Regions from separate parts of the Mus musculus genome. Here region 1 is linked to region 2. A link is a loop called in an ENCODE intact Hi-C map of the cell type or tissue named here. Cell type or tissue: heart. All regions are shown on one strand. Each heading gives the region's core, and the rest is flanking DNA. Links, peaks and the distances in the headings are about the cores only. Region 1 holds the start of Hyls1 (HYLS1, centriolar and ciliogenesis associated). Region 2 holds the start of Tirap (toll-interleukin 1 receptor (TIR) domain-containing adaptor protein).

Region 1 (9,453 bases), core at 470-8,469, 370 kb before region 2:
GCGCGGGGTTACCGGGGAGCGGGGCAGACCCAGCGGACGACTCGGCAGGGCTCCTAGACCTTGGAGACCAGATCTGACCCTGTGAGATAGTCTGCCCTCAGCAACGATGAACAACCTACCGTCCACACCTTCTCCTGAAGAGTTGATGACCACGCCGGTTTTTCAGGCCCCTGAGACCCTCTCCCCACAAGCTGAAGAGGACAGCACAGTGCTCATTGCAGTTATCACCATACTGTTCTTTACCCTGCTCTCGGTGGTGACCTTAATCTTCTTTTATCTGTACAAGAACAAAGGCAGCTACATCACCTATGAGCCTGCAGAAGGGGAGCCCAGCGCCATCCTCCAGATGGAGACTGACTCAGCCAAGGGCAGAGAGAAGGAAGAGTACTTCATCTAATGCTTCCCAGGCTGGAGGGGCCAATTCTTGGCTCCAACTCTAAGACGCTGCCTCTGTTGTTAGGGAACGTTAGTGGCGTTGAATGATACAGGCACATCCACTCACCTCCCAGGACACAGCCCCCAATACCAGCATCACTGACTCCAGGGTCCAGAGACACAGAGAAAGCTGGTCTTGATTCTGGGTCGTGATAAAGACAGTGCTCGCAACCAACCAACAAAAAGGGGCCATGCCTGTGTTGGAAGTGAGGTCACATGATGGTCCACTTTGTCCCCTCCCTAGTTAACAACCAATAGCCCCAGTCAGTGTAGCTATCCAGTCTTTCTGGAGGCTGGACATCACAGACAGGAAGGGGTCAGGCCAGGGAAGGATAGGAGTCTGAGAATGTTACTGCGTTTGTTTGATCAGAGCCCCGCTGTTCCCCAATCAGCCTCAAACTTCTGTTTTTATCCAAATTAAACTTATGAAAATCAAAAAAAAAAAAAGTAAAGCACACAAAAAGTAAAACTAGCAACAAAATCTCCAGTGTGCAACTTGAGAATACAGAGATCTGACGCGCTCCCATTAAAGTGAATGTGGATGCAAACATTTCTCAATACAATGTCCAACATCCCACTAGTTTTATGTTATACTATTTTACTTATATAATAATTTTAAAAGTCTTTAAAATCAGTGGAGTTTTATTTCTTGGATACATTAATTTTTCTTTATTGACGATCACAAAGTCAAAGCCTGCTCTTTGATTTTAAATGAGTCTCCAAGCTGGAGTCACATAACTCAGATGTAAATGTTCATCTGTGGCGAGGAATATTATGAAAATTACATGCCAACTTTTTTTCTCATCAGCTCATACAAGAGCATCAGTGTTTGCATATGTAATGAGAGGTCTGAGATTGTTCTTCATCCAGTGTAGCCCAGAGAAAGAGAAAATTCAGACACCCCTGTACTTTGTATTCTAGGTGCTCAATAGCTGAGGAATTTCAAAGTGGGTCAGATTTCAGCAACTTGAGGGCAGTTAAAGGGGCTTGGTGGAAGGAAGAAAAAAAAAAAAAGGACTGGAACTAAGAGTTAAAGAGGCACAAGATGTGGTAGAAGGAGACAAGAAGGCATCTAGATAGGAAGTCTCCACAGAACTCCAAGAGCTTTGGGAACAGTGAACAAGTAAAACGGGCTAAGAAGAAGGTTCGCACAAGGGGACACTGGGAAACAATGCTGAAAGGTACTGTAGACTGTCTGGGTTGTAAGGATCCCAGCAAGCGTCACGGCTTACAGGAAAAAGATTCGTGCGAAGTAAGAAGGGACTTAGGCTATTTCAAACATTCAGAGTCTGATCCTGAGCTGTTTAATTTTGAGATATTTAAATATGGTAAAACTTTAGAAACAAGCTTCCTCATGATTATCACAACAAATCTTAAGGCTGAAACTCCCTTGCAAATGTGTTTTGCAGAGCACCTTCCAAAGGAATGAAGTTTATTTTATTTATTTTTTTTATTAGATATTTTCTTTACATTTCAAATGTTATCCCCTTTCCTAGTTCCCCTCTGAAAATCTTCTATCCCCTTGCCCCTCCCCCTGCTCCCCAACCCACCCACTCCCCCTTCCTGGCCCTGGTATTCCCCTATATTGGGGCATAGAACCTTCACAGGACCAAGGGCCTCTCCTCCCATTGATGACCGACTAGGCCATCCTCTGCTACATTTGCAGCTAGAGTCCTTCCATGTGTTTTCTTTGACTGGTGGTTTAGTCCCAGGGAGGAATGAGTTCTATTGACTGAGAAACAACGCTTAGGATAAAGGTCTAGGAGGAAGGGTTTATAACAAGTATGGTATCAACACTCTTTTAAAAAGTGTATGAGACCTCTTTCATAAGGATGGGTTCTACTGACTGAAAGACAACTCTCAGGAGTTGGGGAATTCATGCGGAGGCTAGTTCCACAGAACAGCAAAAGATCAGCATGTTATCTGCCTCTCTGTCTCTCTGCTTCCCAGCTACCACAAGATGAGCAGCTGTGTTCTGCTCCCTCTACTTCTACCCACCGTGATATTCTGCCCAACCATCACCTAAGAACAGTAGCCCTAAATGAGCATGAGCTCAAACTTGGAACCACAATAAATCTGTCCTCCATTTCAGTGTCTCTATTAAGTCACAGCAACAGAATGCTAACACACACCTCAAATACAATGTGCTCAAAGCTTAACTCTACCTCACCCAAAAAAGTCTTTTTCCAGTATCTCCTGTTCGAGAAAAGAACATTCAGCTGCACCAGCCAGAAATCTATGAACTAAGAAACCACACTTGATCTCTCACACCTCAGCCTTATAAAATATGTGTTCTGGTCATAGACACAAAATATATCTGTCTTTCCCCTTCTTAATATCCTGGCCATTACCATCCTAGCCTACGTACCACAACCTATGCCTCGAATATGCAATTATGTCTCATTCAGATTTTACATAAAATTGTGCATTCCTCTAATCCATTATTCTCAAGGAAAGAAAATAATTTCAAGAATAAACCTGAGTATTTCATAGCATGCCCCAATTCTGCTTCAGATACCCAGTTCCATAGTTCTTTGGCTAAAGTCAGATTTGCTCCCATTGGCCTACATGACCTACCTCTTAAGCTCATCTCTACTGCCTACCTTTGTTCTGTTTCTCAAATCTGAGTCTGCCATCTGCCTACATCAAGGCCAGCCTGGGCTACATGGCAAGCTCCTAACTTTGAGGTATAGAAATGAAGCTGAATGTCCAAAAGTAGGTAAGAAAATGAATCATCTAACCTTGCTTAAGACACATTAGCTGGAGGTTCCATGCTAAAGGAAATTCCATACAAGCATTACATGAAAGCAGGATATTTGTCCTAAGAATGTGTGTAATAAAGTAGTGTCACATTGTCCATCAAGGGGTAGTCATTCAGTTTTCATAAATTCTTAACTGCCTCAGAGGTAGAGCAAGGGCCCTGATTAAAAAGCTAAGTAGGCAAGTGATAAGAGGCAGAGGCAGGTGGATTTCTGAGTTTGAGGCCAGCCTGGTCTACAAAGTAAATTCCAGGACAGCCAGGGATATACAGAGAAACCCTGTCTCAAAAAGCAAAAAAAAAAAAAAAAAACCTCAACAAAAAAAGAATTGTTTGGAAGATTTAAGCATTCTAGCATTTGAGGGGTGGGGGTACGTATGAGTGCTCTGTCTGATGAACACCCGCTCCCAGAAGAGAGCATAAGATCCCTTTATGAGCCAACCATGTGCAACTATGTGATTACTAGGAATTGAACTCAGGACCTATGGAAGAGCAACCCGTGCTCTTAACCCCAGAGCTATCTTAACAACCCAGCTTTCTATATATTAAGAAATAAACACCTATTTGTATTTGATGTAGAAAGTTAAAGTACGGGGGATGGGGGCCTCTTTTCCGATCTTACCCTCAGTAGTCCCCAAAGCACTAGGGTCCCTTTTTTTTTCTTTGTAAGTACACAAATCATTGTAAACGTCAGACATACATGTAATATTTTTATTATACTATTTTGTTAACAGTACGCTAGAAAAGGAGGGCAATAATAGTGCGTTCTGGAAGAGTGCATACCGTGCCGCGGGGACCGCTGCAGCTGGAATTGGTCGGGCGGTCCTATCGCGGGTTGCAGTGGAGACCGACTCACGAGCCGGGCCAGCCACGCCCCAGAACCCTCCCCTCCGCTACCCTCCGACGCCGCCGGCCACAGCCAAGAGCGGCTGCGGCACGGAGCAGGGCCAGCCCGTTGCCTAACCGCCAGACTAACACCCACACGACCAAGAAACAGATTCCGCGCCACGGTCCGGCGGGTTCCCACTTCAGCTCCACGCCCCAAACCCCGCTTCCGGGCCCGAGGTTGGGGAGGGCTTAGAGAAAATGTGCACCAATCGTTATGTAGACGTGGAGAACGTCTGGCCTCTGGACCAACGAGAGAGATGGTGGGCGGAGCCAAAGGCGTGGGCTCTCTTCGGGATTTAAACTTGAACAGCGGACCGTTAACGACTACGCTGAACGTGGAGGTGTCGTGCGCCTGCGCGAGTGGGAAACAGCGTTCCGGGGTGAGCCGCGACTGCTAGACCCTGGGCAGCGGCGGCCGAGGCTGGTGAGGATCACGGAGCCGGAGCGGTGGACCTTTCCTGGGACAGGGTGCAGCGGAGCCCACGCTCTTTCCCTCGGCCGCTGCGCGTGGATTCGCGTTTTCTTCCCTGCCAGGTTCTGGCGTTCAAGGTAAATCTCGGCAGCGTTGCTCGGGACGTCTTTAACTCGCAGCCCGAGCACAGGCCGCCCAAGCCCCTGCAGGTCACAATGTAATGTACACCTTGCCTGCGCCACTTTTGCCCGGTGGGCAAGCGAGTGGACAGAGCCCTCCCTGCCAGCATGGAAACGGGGACGGGTCCCTGGGGAAGTCGAGCTCACGGCACGCCCGTGGCCAGATGGTGCGACTGGTGGTGTTATTGTTGGAAGAGCAGGGAAGTAGCCTCAGGTTTGGGTTACACCTTCCGTGGATTCAAGTGTACAGCCGGCTTGCTTAGGATTTAGGATAGCAAGTAAAACTGAAGGAACCCCTCTGGGTGATCTTACCCCAGAAAGAGTGAGAAAACCCGTATAAAAACTATACAATACAAACAAAAATATCACTGTGCCCTTTCTTTCAAGTTGGCTAGGTTTTTTCAGTGTGCAGTGCTGATGAAAGTGAAAATAGAGGCACTCTAACGCGTGTGTTGAGGTAATAATCAGTTTTTCTAGAGAGCAGTTTGTCATTCAATTTAGAAGTTAAATTGCACCATAATTTCAGTTATAGCCAAATACAGGAATTTAAAGGGTTAAAAATCCCACCCCACCCCCCAGCCCTGAATCTTTTTACTGTAACTAGGTAATCCTGGAGCATTAAACTGTTTGAGGGTTTTTTGTTTTTAAGGGAAAGGTAATTTTAGTCACTATTACCCATATTTATCCTCGATATATAAGATGGCTTAGCTTGTGAGATCGTTGTAAGCAAAGGAACTGAGTATAACCTATAAACATGAGAAGTTGCATTTCACTTGTAAGCATCTACATATTTGAGGTGTAAAAATGAAGGGGACATAATTTGAACACAAAGGAACAGGACTTTATCACTGTAAGGATGCCATTAAAAATCATCTTGGCTTTAGTCTAAAATCACCCCAGGCCAACTCCAGAAGAGATATATACATGTCTCAATTAAACTTCAAAACCTTTTGAAGTAATTCCACTTTTTAAGTGAAGTAAGCTTTATTCCCTACTTTACATTTTTCTAACATTCAGTCCTACTTTGGAGTTTGTATAAATATTCTCTCTCTGAAGTAATTTTGTAAAAATACCTTTAGGAGCTTCTCATTGACTGCTTCTGTGATGACAACCAAGAAGCTAACTGAACCCATTTTCTTTTATATTCATCCCCAGACAACCTCTTAAGAGGATTTGCCTCAGCCTTGAACTCTTGCTTCTATAGACTCCAGAGTGTAACTAACACCCTTCAGTTAGGGCTCCCCCACCCCACTCCTGCCCCAATGTACTGTGCTTTAGAAATGACTTTTTAAATAAGAATGTTTCTTAAAGTCAGTTTTTCTTTTCTAGGTTTCCTTTTTGTTAACTCAAATACAGCCAGTCAAGGAAAAACAAAATAAGGTAAGAAACTGCTCTGAGGCTCAGAGTTGGGATCCCAGTGCCCAATGGACGCCTTACAAATACCTCGAATTTCAGCTCCAAGGACTCAAAAGATGCCTTCTCCTGACCTCCATGAACACTTGAACTCACACACACACACACACAAAACTCTTCAGAATTTTAAAAATTCAAAGACAAAGCAGTCCTTTTTAAGACTGTTCCATGACAAGTGACTTGTGTCACTGCTTTCCTGGCTCCTCTGCTGGGCCGTGAAAGTTAGTACTGTGCTGTACACTTCTGCACAAGTTACTCACCCATCTTATGCTCTTTGATCTTCTAAACTGGAACTCTTTCCTGAAATCTTCAATTCTCTACCATCCTCCAACGCTAGGAGCCCTAGCATTTAGGCAGCACCAGAATACTGTAAATACTGTGTGTTCTTACATGTTCCTTTAGTTAGCAGTTTCAGGATATGGTGTGTTTTGGGTCTTGAACTTCGGTTTTATTTGTTTAATAAATCTGCATAACGCTACTATAGTGACAGGTGACTAAGGTAGAAACCTAAGTTATTTTGCTAAGGTTACTTTGCTAAGTTACTTTGCAATGAGTTAAGAATTGTGTATGCTTCAGTACATATTAGCATTTATAAATATTAGTAATACTTTTCCTACATAATTTCTTTTAAAATTTCTCTGTGGTTCTAGAAAATAATGAATGTGACACACTGCTTACCCAAATTAACTTTTTGTCAATTTCCAGCCATACTAAGTATTTTGCTAATTTCCAACCCTTTAGGAAACTTGTATTTTCCACCTTGGGTTCAAAGCTTTTTCATGTGTGGTTGTTGAGAAAGGGTTTCTAATAGCCCAGGTTGGCCTTCAAGTCACTGTGTGGTGAAAACTTTGAACTTAGATTCTGTCTCCACCCAAAGGCTGGGAGTATAGGTGTTTGCCTCCACACCTTGAGACTCAAAACTTTTTTCTTTCTTCTGTCTCAAGTTCTGCAAAGTTGAACCTTCCAGAACTTGGTCAACAAGAAACAAAAATGTTTTCACAACTCTAAAGGGTCCTAAGATGAGTTCAATATATCATTTTATTCAGAACCTAAAAGTTTTTACTCCTACCCTTACTAAAAAGTTTCTCTGCCTCTGTACTTAGCTGCCTCGTTAAAACATGTTGTACAGCCTTGAGTTAGGTGGATGCTGGGTAGCTTCATGCCTGGCACAGAATGCATCTATCTATCTTTAGTTGATGAATTCTTAGGAAGTAAGACACTTTGGCAAAGATCTTTGAGATTATTAGTTATCACATTTGCCTTGAAAAAGAACAAATATACTTGTAGACCAGACTTTAATGGATTTGAACACAAGGCACGGATTTCCAGGTGCATATAACTGACAAGTGCTTTTTGCGTCTTTCATTTCATCACTCTTTTGGACAGGGATTAGAGAATACATCCTTTTCTGTTTAACAACTTGTTAGGCCCTTTTGCCATCATTAGAATTTTAACTGGTTATTGCTCCCTGGATCCTGTTAGAGATGCTAGGCTTCCTAGGATTATGCAATGCTGTTAATTTCTGCATCTATTATACAAACCCTCTTACTTGGATTCTCTACAACAGTATTTTCTTCTTTGTCAGCACAGTCCCTTCTGGCTTTTATTTCTTCCTTATGGAGTAAATGTGGGTGCTCAATTCTGCCTCTACTCACAAAATGCCGGATCCGGGATTCCAGTCCTTGGCACTTGGGACGATCCATGAGGGGCTTATATGTGCGCATTTTCACTCCTTCTACAAAGGCACTCGTGTGCTTTATGACAGGGGGTTGAATGTTTCTCCATTCTGTTGCTTCATCCATCTTTGTTCCTGCTGCACATGTTACCATAACAGAGTCTAGACCTTGCAGCATACTATATAGCATGTGAGTTTTAACAGCATGATTAGCCCACAGCTGTTGTAGGTGGGTAACATTGAATTCCTGAACCTCATGATCATAAATCCACTTGGTATTTTCAAATTTACAGTCATATAAGACTAGAGGAAATTCAACAGCCATGCTAAGGAGAAACAAGGGTAAGAATACACAGCAGTTAGCCAATGGTTCTTTCTTTTTTTTTTTTAAATACTGAGCTTTAGTTGAAATTAAGGGGGCAGGAAAGATCCACTAATGTTAGTGGTAACTGTCTTAATCTAGAGCAAAACAAAAAACGATGATCAATTTGACCTGTACTAAGTAAATGTCAGTGGTAACAAATCAAGACATGGGCTGATGGGAGCTCCCCATCATACCAGAAAATTTAAAACAGTTGATCCAGATTTGTTCATGACATTCTCACAACCTCTTTAGCCACAGCCTATTCACAAAATAAAAACCTCTACCTTCCCTATAATTTCAGAAGCTGGGAATTAGGAGCCCAGTCCAAATAGCTATTTCCTTACTAATGGGGAAAAAAAAACAATGAGAAAACTAGTAGACAGTGGCCCCCTCTTATATGTCCATAACAGTCTACAAATTATAAGCTTACAGGGAAAGTTGGGGAGATGGTTAGGTGGTTTTACAGTCATTGGTGAATAATTTCAATAATGGGAGGGACAAGGATATACTAATTTGATTTAACTTACCTATATTGAGGTTTCTGGGGATTTTTCTGTATGTTCAGCAATTCATCAATAATCTCTGGCTTCTCCATTCCTTGGCCAATCAGGAAGAGGATAGCCATCATACACCGAACTTGATGGTACAAGAATGCCTGGCCAATTACTTCAAATTGACATAACTGGAATGGTTCTTGCCTTCTCTCCTCGCCTGGGCTCTGGGCCACTAGTTGTACTTGTGCACACAGAATAGTCCTCTGAAAATTAATCACTCCATTGGCTACATCCATTTTACACAAGTTTCTGAAATCATGAGTGCCAACATATTTCTGAGCTGCATAATTCATGGTTGCAATATCTAAATCCGCACGAGGGAAAAAATAGCGATAAGTCCGCTCAAGACAGCTAAACCTAGCACTGAAGCTAGGTTCTACAGGGGCCCAGGCCAATACTCGGATGTCTGCAGGAAGCACCCGATTGAGAATGTGAGTATAACGGATCTCTTTAGCAAGATCATCAGCTTCATGCTTTAAATTAGAATCTTCTGAATCCCTGCTCGTTGGAAACTGAGAACGTAGGTCTAAAGAAATCACCTGTGGAATTGTAGAGAGATATCAAAACTCAGTATGTACACTCAGATTTCCCTGTTATTACTGGCTCTGAGAAGCAAAGTATTGGCCCTTACCTGTCCAAAGGCACTAACACCTTTGTCTGTTCGACCACACCTATGATAGTTGGATGTCTGTCTGCTTTCTACTAGTCGGGTCTTAGTTAAAGCCTCAAACAGTTTCTCTTCAATTGTATTGCTTGTGTTTTCCTGACTGGCAAA
Region 2 (9,453 bases), core at 958-8,957:
AACATTCTAGGATAACCTGGCCCAAATTTATTGACTTGTCTATTAACCTGTTCTTTAATCTGGCCTTATGTTCTTCCTACTTTTCTTCTCATGGTAGAAGCTTTTGAAGTATTGTGCCATTAAAAAGGCAGCTTTGGGGGCTGGAGAGATGGTTAAGAGCACTGACTGCTCTTCCAGAGGTGCTGAGTTCAGTTCCTAGCAACCACATGGTGGCTCACAACCAACCATCTGTAATGGAATCTGATACCCTCTTCTACTCTGTCTGAAGACAGTGACAATGTACTCACATACATAAAATAAATAAATCTTAAAAAAAAAAAAAAAGGCAGCCTCTTGAGAGTGTTTCTTAGATCCTCTGTGGGAGGCATCTTGTTTGCAAGCTACTATCCTGTTACAGGAGCAGTGGTTCTAGGGAAAGAAATGGTTCTAGTTAGCTTCTATAAACCTCCAGCTTCTGACTACCACATTCAGTCTATAGCAGGATTCAGAGTAGCTTTCTGACTGGATCATGGAGCTTTGGGGAAAGAAGGAGCCAGGATCTGAAGAGCCACACTGAGAAGCTTGGATTTCACCTCGGCAGAAACCCAGCAGATTTTTAAATATGGAAGCAACATGATCGGATTTTCTTTTTAAAAATCTGTCTGGCTAGGGTGTAGCCCAGTGGTAGAGTGCTTGCTTAGCAAGTGGATGGCCCTGGATGTGATCCTCAGCACCAACAGAGAGGAGCTGGGGGAAGTCACTGGTCCCCTTGAAGAGAACAAAGATAGCAAAGCAGGAAGCAGGCTGTAGACAAAGGCTGTTTAGTCTACTTAACAGATAACAGTCTTGGTGGGAAACCCGTGGAGCAATGTGACAATGAACATGAAATAGAGTCAGTGTTTCCCAAGTTTCTGGCTTAATAGTCAAACAGGCACCATTCTTACCAAAACGACAGAGGGAAGAACAGCAAAATGAGTGGTCTGGTGTGGGACAAACTGAAAGAAAAGTGCCTGTGGGAGGTGTGAGGGGTGATTGGACAAATTGGGTGGGCAGTCTGAGTGTAGACAGGTGATAACGGCATCAACAAAGGAAAGCAAAGCATTAAGGACAACACAGAAAAGCTGGGGTACCCACTGACATTTAGAGAGAACAGGTGATTGCTGAAAGTGGCCCATGAGGCAGGAGAAAATCCAGTTAAATGGAATCATGAAGACAAGAAGCAGGCACTAGAATGATATGTCACATGACAGCTGGGCTTAGCACCTAGCAGGTCAGTGGTGACCAGGGAATGCAATCTAAGGCACAGAGAGAAGTTACAGAAGAGAGGGAACCAGAGTTGAGCTTCCTAGGAAAATGGCTCCTTCCGAAGTCCTTTGGAGTAAATAAAAAGTAAAAGAGGTAGACACCATATAGGGGAGGGGACAGGAGAGGAGATGGGCCAGCTAGGAGTATAGAGCCTGAGTGTGGCTTGAAGAGAGCCAGAAATTAGGCAGTAAGCAAAAGAAAACTCACCAGAAGGTAGTGCTGAAATATTAGAAGGGTCTTGTCATGAACAGGGTGGACAGGCTTTAGGCTAAAGAGATAGGTCAGAGAATTGGTTAGCCCTGGATTATAGAGGTACTCTGTAGCCGACTTTTAACAAACCTTTGTATCTGCCATGAATCTGGAGTGATGGCACCTAAGCTTTGAAGTACCCTTTTGTCAGCGACTGTTATCTGAGATTTGTATGGGGTTATTCCTTTGAAGGTTTCTTAGAGCTTTTGCCCATCTTAGTCAGGAGATAATGTTTCCCACGGCTGAGAATTGCTTAGGTGATAGTTCTTTCAAGATAGCAAGATAGCCCCTAAATCAGATAAGAGGTTTTGGTATGCAGAAATTGACTTGCTAAAGATGCCTTTTATGTAACTGAAAAGAGCTTCAAGGCAGCTGTGGGTTTCAGTCCCACAGAGGCTCCTCCCACCCACCCACCCCACCCCCCCCCACCCCACGCTGCTAAGAAGCCTGAATTCATCCTGTAGTGGCTCTCTTCCATTGATCAGTCCATGTAACCCACCAACATTCACAGTGCCCCATAGTGATTTCAGCACAGCATCAGTCTAAGGGTTCAAAGAAATAGATGTTGTAATCAGTGCTTAAGGAAACCCCTACTTCCACAGGGCTTTAATCTTGTCTCATGAGAAAGCCTTTATGGACATGTGATTGCATCTGCTTTGCCCTTTCAACTATATGAGGGGCTGGGCCAAGCCCTCATCTTTGTCCCCAAATCTAGCAACCCCACACTTTCTCCTGTACTCTGCCCATCGAAGCATTCCTGCTGGACCCTAAAGATCCTTCCTGGCCCCAGGGGGTTTATACTGCAATGAGAGGTAGGGCAGATGGCTCAAGATGCCATTTAGGCCTGACAGCTTAGTTTCAATCCCCAGAACCCAAGTTAAAATGCATGGTATGGTTGCATATGTGTGCAATCCCAGGGTTCAATATGTCAGGAAAGTAGAGACAGGGGAATTGCCTGGAACCTCAAGAGCCAGCCAGCCTGGAGTACATAGGATGGTGGAGACAAGAGATATCCTACCTCAACAAGGTAGAAGAGAACCAACTCCCAAAAGCTGCCCTCTGACCTACACACATGCAATAATAATGTGTAAAATCTTTATTTCATTTGTGCGTGTATGCTGGGGGTGGGGGCAGATGACAAGGGAGTCCTTCCCTCAAGCTGGAGTTACATACAACTGTGAGCCACTGGATATGGGTGCTGGGCATCAACTCAGGTCCTCTGGGTGGGCAGGTACTCCAGCCTCAGTTTCTTGGCCAGGTAGAGTGGCCCAAGCCTTTAATCCCAGAACTTAGAGGCAGGAAGATGAAAAAAAAATTCATTCATTTTAATTACAAGTTTGAAGCTAGCCTAGGCTATTGGGGAGGAAATCTTTCCTTACAGGATGCAAAAATGAACCTGGCTGGAAGAGAGGCAGTTTTCACAAGCACAGCTGGGCAGAGGCCAAAGGGAGAAGCAGAGATGTCCTCGCCAAGGAGCCATCCACCAAGTGTGAGCAACTGCTGGGTGTCCAGCTGCTGGGGGTTGGGGTGGAGGGTGGGTGTGAGACAGCTCTTTCCCAAAAGCTTTTATCCCTAACAGGATAAGAAATGGTTTATTCGGGGCTGGTGAGATGGCTCAGTGGGTAAGAGCACCCGACTGCTCTTCTGAAGGTCCAGAGTTCAAATCCCAGCAACCACATGGTGGCTCACAACCATCCGTAACGAAATCTGACTCCCTCTTCTGGAGTGTCTGAAGACAGCGACAGTGTGCTTACATAAATAAATAAATAAATAAATAAATAAATAAAATCTTTTAAAAAAAAAAGGGTTTAGATATGCTAAAAAAAAAAAAAAAAAAAAAAAGAAATGGTTTATTCTTGAGCCATACCTGAGTGACCACGTCCCAGGAATATAGATTTAGGTTATCCTAAACTGCATGTTTCAGTGTGGAAGGAGCTTCACAACGTTTTAAATTGTTACAGAACAAAGTCATAAATCAAGCCAAGTTTAAAATACATTGTCGGGCACATCGCAGAGGCAGTACAGCAAGACTGGGGCTGGGGAGACCTTTGCTGTAGGACTCAGGTGTTATCTGATGATAGCTTTCGGGTTGGGCAGCTAGGGATCTGCTCAAGGTATGGCTGGCCGATCCGTGGGGTTTAGAGCTAGCTGAGCCTCCGGACAGGCAATATTCCTATCTCTCCAACTCACTGCAGTTCTAATCAGTAAGTCAGCCTTTGCAGACACAATTGCTTTCCAGGAATTCTTATGAATATTCATCTCTCACAACACCAGCATCCAGAGAATGTAATTTTGATGAGTAAACCTAGAAAGATCATTCATGAACAGCGCCACGGCATCAACTGCCTCCCTCTGAACAAGTTACAGGTTGGCTTGGCTGGAGAGAAAAAGAAATCAAGAGTGGGCTAATAAGGCCTTACACCAGCCCATTCTACTCCTGCCACCTGCAGTATTTCATGTGAGTTGGTTTTAGGTTGGTGTTTTAATAACAATATTCCCTTGGCGTTTCACAAAGCTCACAGCAGGAACTCTAAGAAGTGGAGGCAGAGGACTTAAATATTTCATCAGGGCTTACCAACACTTTGCCCAGCCACCCTTTTTTTGCAGTTATTTTGGTACCCTTGGAAATGCAGTTGAAATGCCATTAGGAAATCCCTGCCCTGAAGGCCAGCACTTTTGGCCAGACTGATTCCAGCCTGTGGGCAGCAACCTTAATGGGACCCATATCCCAGTAAAAGAACGGACCTCCCAGGGGCTAGCCGGCTTCTTTGTCCACTTAACCTACCTTACTTAAGGGGATGAAAGTCTCATTTTCCCCAACCGTGCGAAAGAAGGTAAGGTCTGCACCTCCCTTTCTGGAGTTTTCTCCTCGTCCCTTTGCCCTCACACAAGACAAACCGCGGCTCAGGGCTTCACGGCAGCCTCAGGGAGCTCGGGTGTCTGGGTTCAGCCTCGGGTCGTAACCAGGCAGCTGGGAATCTTGAGCGACGCGGACTGGCGAGCGCCCCCTAGGGTCCGGCCGGCGGGTGTGGGCAGGAGAGTGGCTAGTGCGGGCGGGAGGGCCGTGGCCGAGGAGCTTCCGGGAGCCGGGGCGCGGGCACTTCCCGGACGAGTCTGCAACCCGCAGCGTGGAGCCGCGTAGGTGAGCGGGCGGCGGGGACGCGGGGCGGTGGGCGGACGGGCCCTGCCGAGTCAGCCCTTTCCCCGGGACAACGCTCCCCTGATCCGCCCCTTCCAATCTGGGGTCCAGCACTCCCCCGAAAGCCGCCACCTTTCTGTGGCACCGATGCCAGCATGGAGCTGTTAGTCCGGCTGGGCTTCAAGCAGTCCGGCCACATCAAGTGGCTCTCCCTAGCTCCCTGAAGTCTCTGCCCTGTCATAACCTGGCCCCTCTGGGCTTGACTTTGTGGCAAAGTTCTGCATTAGTGTCACTTTATTTAAAGTTAAGAACCCACTGGGCGTTGCTATCACGGTCATTTAACGGGCATCCACCAGGGATTACTACAGTGCCAAGTACCAGAGGGACTAGGGGAGTAGGAACAGTTCGGTCCTTAGGTCAGACACTGGCTGGCAGGTAAACCAGAAACCCGAGAAGCGCAACTAGAGAAGGAAGTAGGGAGTTCTCCATCGGACAGACCTACCCAGGAATGACTCAGAGGAAGCCTTGCTTTGTTTTCAGACTTTAAGAAACAATATCAACCAGCATACCGAAACACAGATCCCGAGTCCTACCAAGCCACTTTTCACAGGCTTTCTTGTGTAACCTGCATCCAGAACAGTAAGTCTATGTACGTACATATGCTGCTTGATGTATAACATCATGTCGAAAAGGTGGACTGTGGACTGGTCATCCGATTTACTGAACATGGTTGTTTTCAGCTTTGGCCTGTTTTGAGTTTGTGTGACTTTTGTACCTTTGCTCAGTTTGATAGTGTGCAGTAGCTTTCTAAAACAGTTGTGTTTGGGGCCAGAGCAGAGGCTCGGTGGTTAAGAGCACTGGCTGCTGTTTCAGAGGACCCTAGTTGAATCTCCTCACCCACATAGTGGCTCACAAACATCTCTGTCACAAACTCTGGTTCCGGATGACCCAATGCCCTCTCTGGCCTCTACAGGCACATGGCATGAAAGTGATATATAGACACACACACACACACACAGGCAAAACATCCATGCACAGAAACGAACATTTTCTAAGCTAAAAATAAAAACTGTGCTTGCTGGCTATCACAGCAGACACCTGTGATCCCAGCACGCTGGTGGAGGTGAGAAGAGGTAAGTTCAGGGCCAGCCTGGGCTATCAAACCCTATCTCAAAACAAAGCAAGCAAGCACAGAAGTTACGGCAGTCACTCCCAGCAGCACATTCTGTGTGCTCCCATTCTTCCATGTCCCCATCACGCTCCAGCCAGCGGCCTTCTCTCTGTAGCCGTTCTGCTGACTACACAGCTTTGAAGCCCGGAGGTTTCAATTTGCATTTTTCTGAGGCCCGGTAAACCGAGCATCTTTTGGTCTGTTGGTCATTTGAATATCCTCTCTGTGAAATGACTATTCAGGTCTACTCCCCAACTGTGTGTCTCTTAGCAGTTTATAGAGTTCTTGAAATATTTGGGATTTGGACGGTTGTTAGATACACGTTTTTAAATGTTTTCCCTGTCCCAGTAGAGTCTCCTTACTCTCCTAATGGTATCTTTGGAGCAAAAGTCTTCACGTTAATATTTTCCAATTTATCATTTCCCCTCCTACAGACTGTATCACATTTGATTTCTCCCCTTCCCACCCCCGCCCCCAAGACATAATGGTTCTTGAACCTGTGTCTCAGCACTCAGGGCGATTGTTGTGAGTTTGAGACCACCCTGGCCTACATACTGAGTTCTAGGCCAGCCTCTACAGAATGAGACCATGTCTCAGAAAGCAATTTGTATTTTGCTTTGTCTACTCCAAAGTCAGAAACTAGGTCATATATTTTCCTATAAGATCTTTATTGCTGGTGACAGATAACTCTCCTATCCATTTAAAATGTAATTTTCATGGTTTGAGATGCAAGATTGAGATTAATTTTCCCCACAACACTACTTAAGTTGACCTAATACTATGGACTGCAAAGAGCACCTTTCCGGGCTGGTGGTATAGCTAGCTCAGTAGATAGAACGCTTACCTGCACAGAGCCTTGGGTTGGATGGCCAGCATGGCCTAAAACTGGGCTTGGTAGCCCTTGCCAATAATCCCAGCACCTCAGGTGGAGGCAGAAAGCTCAGAAGACGTTCAATGTCATCCTCAGCTATCTAAGGAGCTGTAACAAGCCTGGGGTAAAACAAACCTTTTCTACTGACTTCAGTGTCACCATCACCATTATTGAAGGCAGAGGATTGCATGGCTGCAGGTCTGTTTAGTGACATTGGTTTTCTGTTGTTGGCTTCCCCTTCCCTGGCAGTCATTCTGCCTACACTGCTGTTGTTGCTTTACAGTAAATCCTTTTTTTTTTTTTTTTTTTTTTTTGGTTTTCCAAGACAGGGTTTCTCTGTGTAGCCCTGGCTGTCCTGGAACTCACTCTGTAGACCACGCTGGCCTCAAACTCAGAAATCTGCCTGCCTCTGCCTCCTAAGTGCTGGGATTAAAGGTGTGTGCCATCACTGCCCAGCTCCAATAAATCCTTTTGACTCCGGTAGTGTGCAGGTCAGAGGCTGGCCTCAAGATCCTAGGCACTTTCTTCAACCTTTTCCCCACAAGGCCTTTTAGAAAGTGTATTAGGAGCATAGTATATAAATACATTATGTAGTTATAGATATTTTCAGAACAAAGGCAGTGTTTTTGAACTAAGAAATTTAAGCATTCCAAGAGCCAATTTGAGAAATATGGCAACGTTAAGTTTGCTATGACTTCTCTTTGGTTGGTAGGATATGTTTCTCTATGACTAAAATACAATGAAGTGTTTCTATTTTAATGCCTTTGAGGAACTCACAGCTCCCCTTCCGCAAGCTCTCAAATGTTAGGATTACAGGCATGTGCCACAATACCCAGAAAACCTTTCAATGTATGCCTAAGTTTAAAATAGTGGATGCTTTTATTCATGCAGATACACACTTTTTGACATTTTTATTCTTCAGAACTTACAAAATGTAGTATGGAAAGCAATTTGGACTTTATCGCAGAGAAACGCGCCCTTTTTAATTTGTTCACTGTTATCCAGGAGAGGAGACACATGCATGCAATGCCAGCACTTGGCAGGAAGATCTGGAGCTCAAAGTCACTCTGGGCTACTGGATATTCTACCTTAATCCCTCCCCATAAACATAAACAAACACATAAACAAATACATAAATAAATAAGTAAATAAATAAAGTCACTGCTTACAAATAGCAATTTATTTGCTTTTTTAAAAAGATTTATTTATTTATTTTATGTGGGTACACTGTTGCTGTCTTCAGACACTCCAGAAGAGGGTACCAGATCCCATTACAGATGGTTGTGAACCACCATGTGGTTGCTGGGAATTGAACTCAGGACCTCTGGAAGAGCAGTCAGTGCTCTTAACTGCTAAGCCATCTCTCCAGCCCTATTTGTTTTTTTTTTTTTGTTTTTGTTTTTGTTTGTTTTTTTAAATTAAACAATGTATTAGTGGGGCTGGAGAGATGACTCAGCTGTTAAAGAACACTGGCTGCTCTTCCGGGAAACCCAGGTTCAATTCAAAGCAAACACACAGCAGCTTACACCCGCCTCTAACTCTGGTTTCAGGGAATCTGACACCCTCACACAGACATACATGCAGGCAAAATACCAACACACATAAAAATAAAGAAATAATTTTTTAAAAATGTATTAGTACTATGTGTGTGATGGTGTATGTACATGAGTGTGTGTGTGTGTGTGTGTGTGTGTGTGTGTGTGTGTGTGTAAGGCAGAGTACAACTTTATGGAGTTGGTTCTTTCTTTATGTGGACTCTGAGAATAGAACTCTTGTCACCAGGTTTATACAGACAGTTTTACCACCTGAGCCATCTTGCTGGCCTACCTTTTTGTTTGTTTGTTTGTTTGTTTGTTTGCTATATGTGTGTGTTTATGTGAGATAGTATCTCAGTATGTATCCAGACTTGCCTCGAAATCTCTGTGTAACCCAGACTAGCCTCAAACTCATGACCTTCCTGCCTTCAGCTTCCTAATGCTGGAATCACAAACAAACACCACTGTTGTTGGCTTTCAGATTTTTTCATTTTTTTGCATTGGGGATCCAATCTTTGAATCCAAGACATCATACATAGCAGGCAAGCACTGTACACTCCCTGAGTTAAATTTCCAGCCCTTCACTGTTCATCATACACCCGATGTGGTGTAGGCCTCCATACACACACTGTGGCACATGCCCTCCTCAAACACACATAATACTTATACATTTTTAATTTCAGTAAGCAAGTAAATTGCTGCTATTTTTAAGCAGTGAGATTCATTCTCTCTCTCTCTCTCTCTCTCTCTCTCTCTCTCTCTCTCTCTCTCTCTTTCTCTCTCTCTCTCTCTCTCTCCCTCCCTCCCTCCCTCCCTTCCTTCCTTTTTATTTTGGGAGGAGGGGTTAAGGTAGGGTCTCCCATAGCCCAATCTGGCCTTTAGTTTACTCTTTTAGCCCAGAGTGACTTTGAGCTCTGGAACACTGATAACACTAGCACATAGGAGCCTGAGATGGGATTAAAATTTCATGTTTATGTTTTTTAAAGTTTATTTATTTTGTATTTTGTGAGTATGGGTGTTTTGCCTGAATGTATGTCTATGTACCAGGTGTGTACTAAAGTTTAGAGGATGGTCTTGGATCCCCTGGAATTTGAGTTACAGATGGTTGTGGACTACTGTGTGGGTGCTGGGGACCAAACTTGGGTTTTCTGAAAGAGCAGGGTTCTTTTAACCCCAGAGCTATCTGTCCAGTTCCATGATTGCT

Evidence for each region. Hi-C counts contacts between places; a loop is a spot of excess contacts. Peaks named below come from ENCODE experiments on the same cell type or tissue, not always from the same donor. Only the 100,000 strongest peaks of a DNase experiment are listed, where the experiment ranks them.
Region 1: a loop joins it to region 2, with 2.8 times the contacts of the local background. A loop is called at or near these places in 2 of 42 quality-filtered maps.

What each region holds. Positions count from the first base shown.
Region 1 is chr9:35,565,054-35,574,506 of GRCm38, reverse strand. It overlaps Pus3 (pseudouridine synthase 3), which reads right to left. Exons shown (of 5, transcript NM_023292.5): 3 at 9,310-9,453; 4 at 8,652-9,217; 5 at 7,106-8,086. The coding sequence ends at 7,588. It overlaps Hyls1 (HYLS1, centriolar and ciliogenesis associated), which reads left to right and starts at 4,438. Exons shown (of 4, transcript NM_029762.1): 1 at 4,438-4,630; 2 at 6,002-6,052. It also overlaps the pseudogene Gm6762. In heart, for the core only: a CTCF peak has its summit at 4,702; DNase peaks (open chromatin) are centred at 4,296 and 4,696; H3K4me3 peaks cover 2,281 bases; H3K27ac peaks cover 1,565 bases; H3K27me3 peaks cover 325 bases.
Region 2 is chr9:35,195,079-35,204,531 of GRCm38, reverse strand. It overlaps Tirap (toll-interleukin 1 receptor (TIR) domain-containing adaptor protein), which reads left to right and starts at 4,567. Exons shown (of 7, transcript NM_054096.2): 1 at 4,567-4,675; 2 at 5,213-5,321. It overlaps Foxred1 (FAD-dependent oxidoreductase domain containing 1), which reads left to right. Exons shown (of 11, transcript NM_001291448.1): 11 at 1-324. In heart, for the core only: a CTCF peak has its summit at 4,534 (motif pointing left); a DNase peak (open chromatin) is centred at 4,551; H3K4me3 peaks cover 1,704 bases; H3K27ac peaks cover 1,846 bases.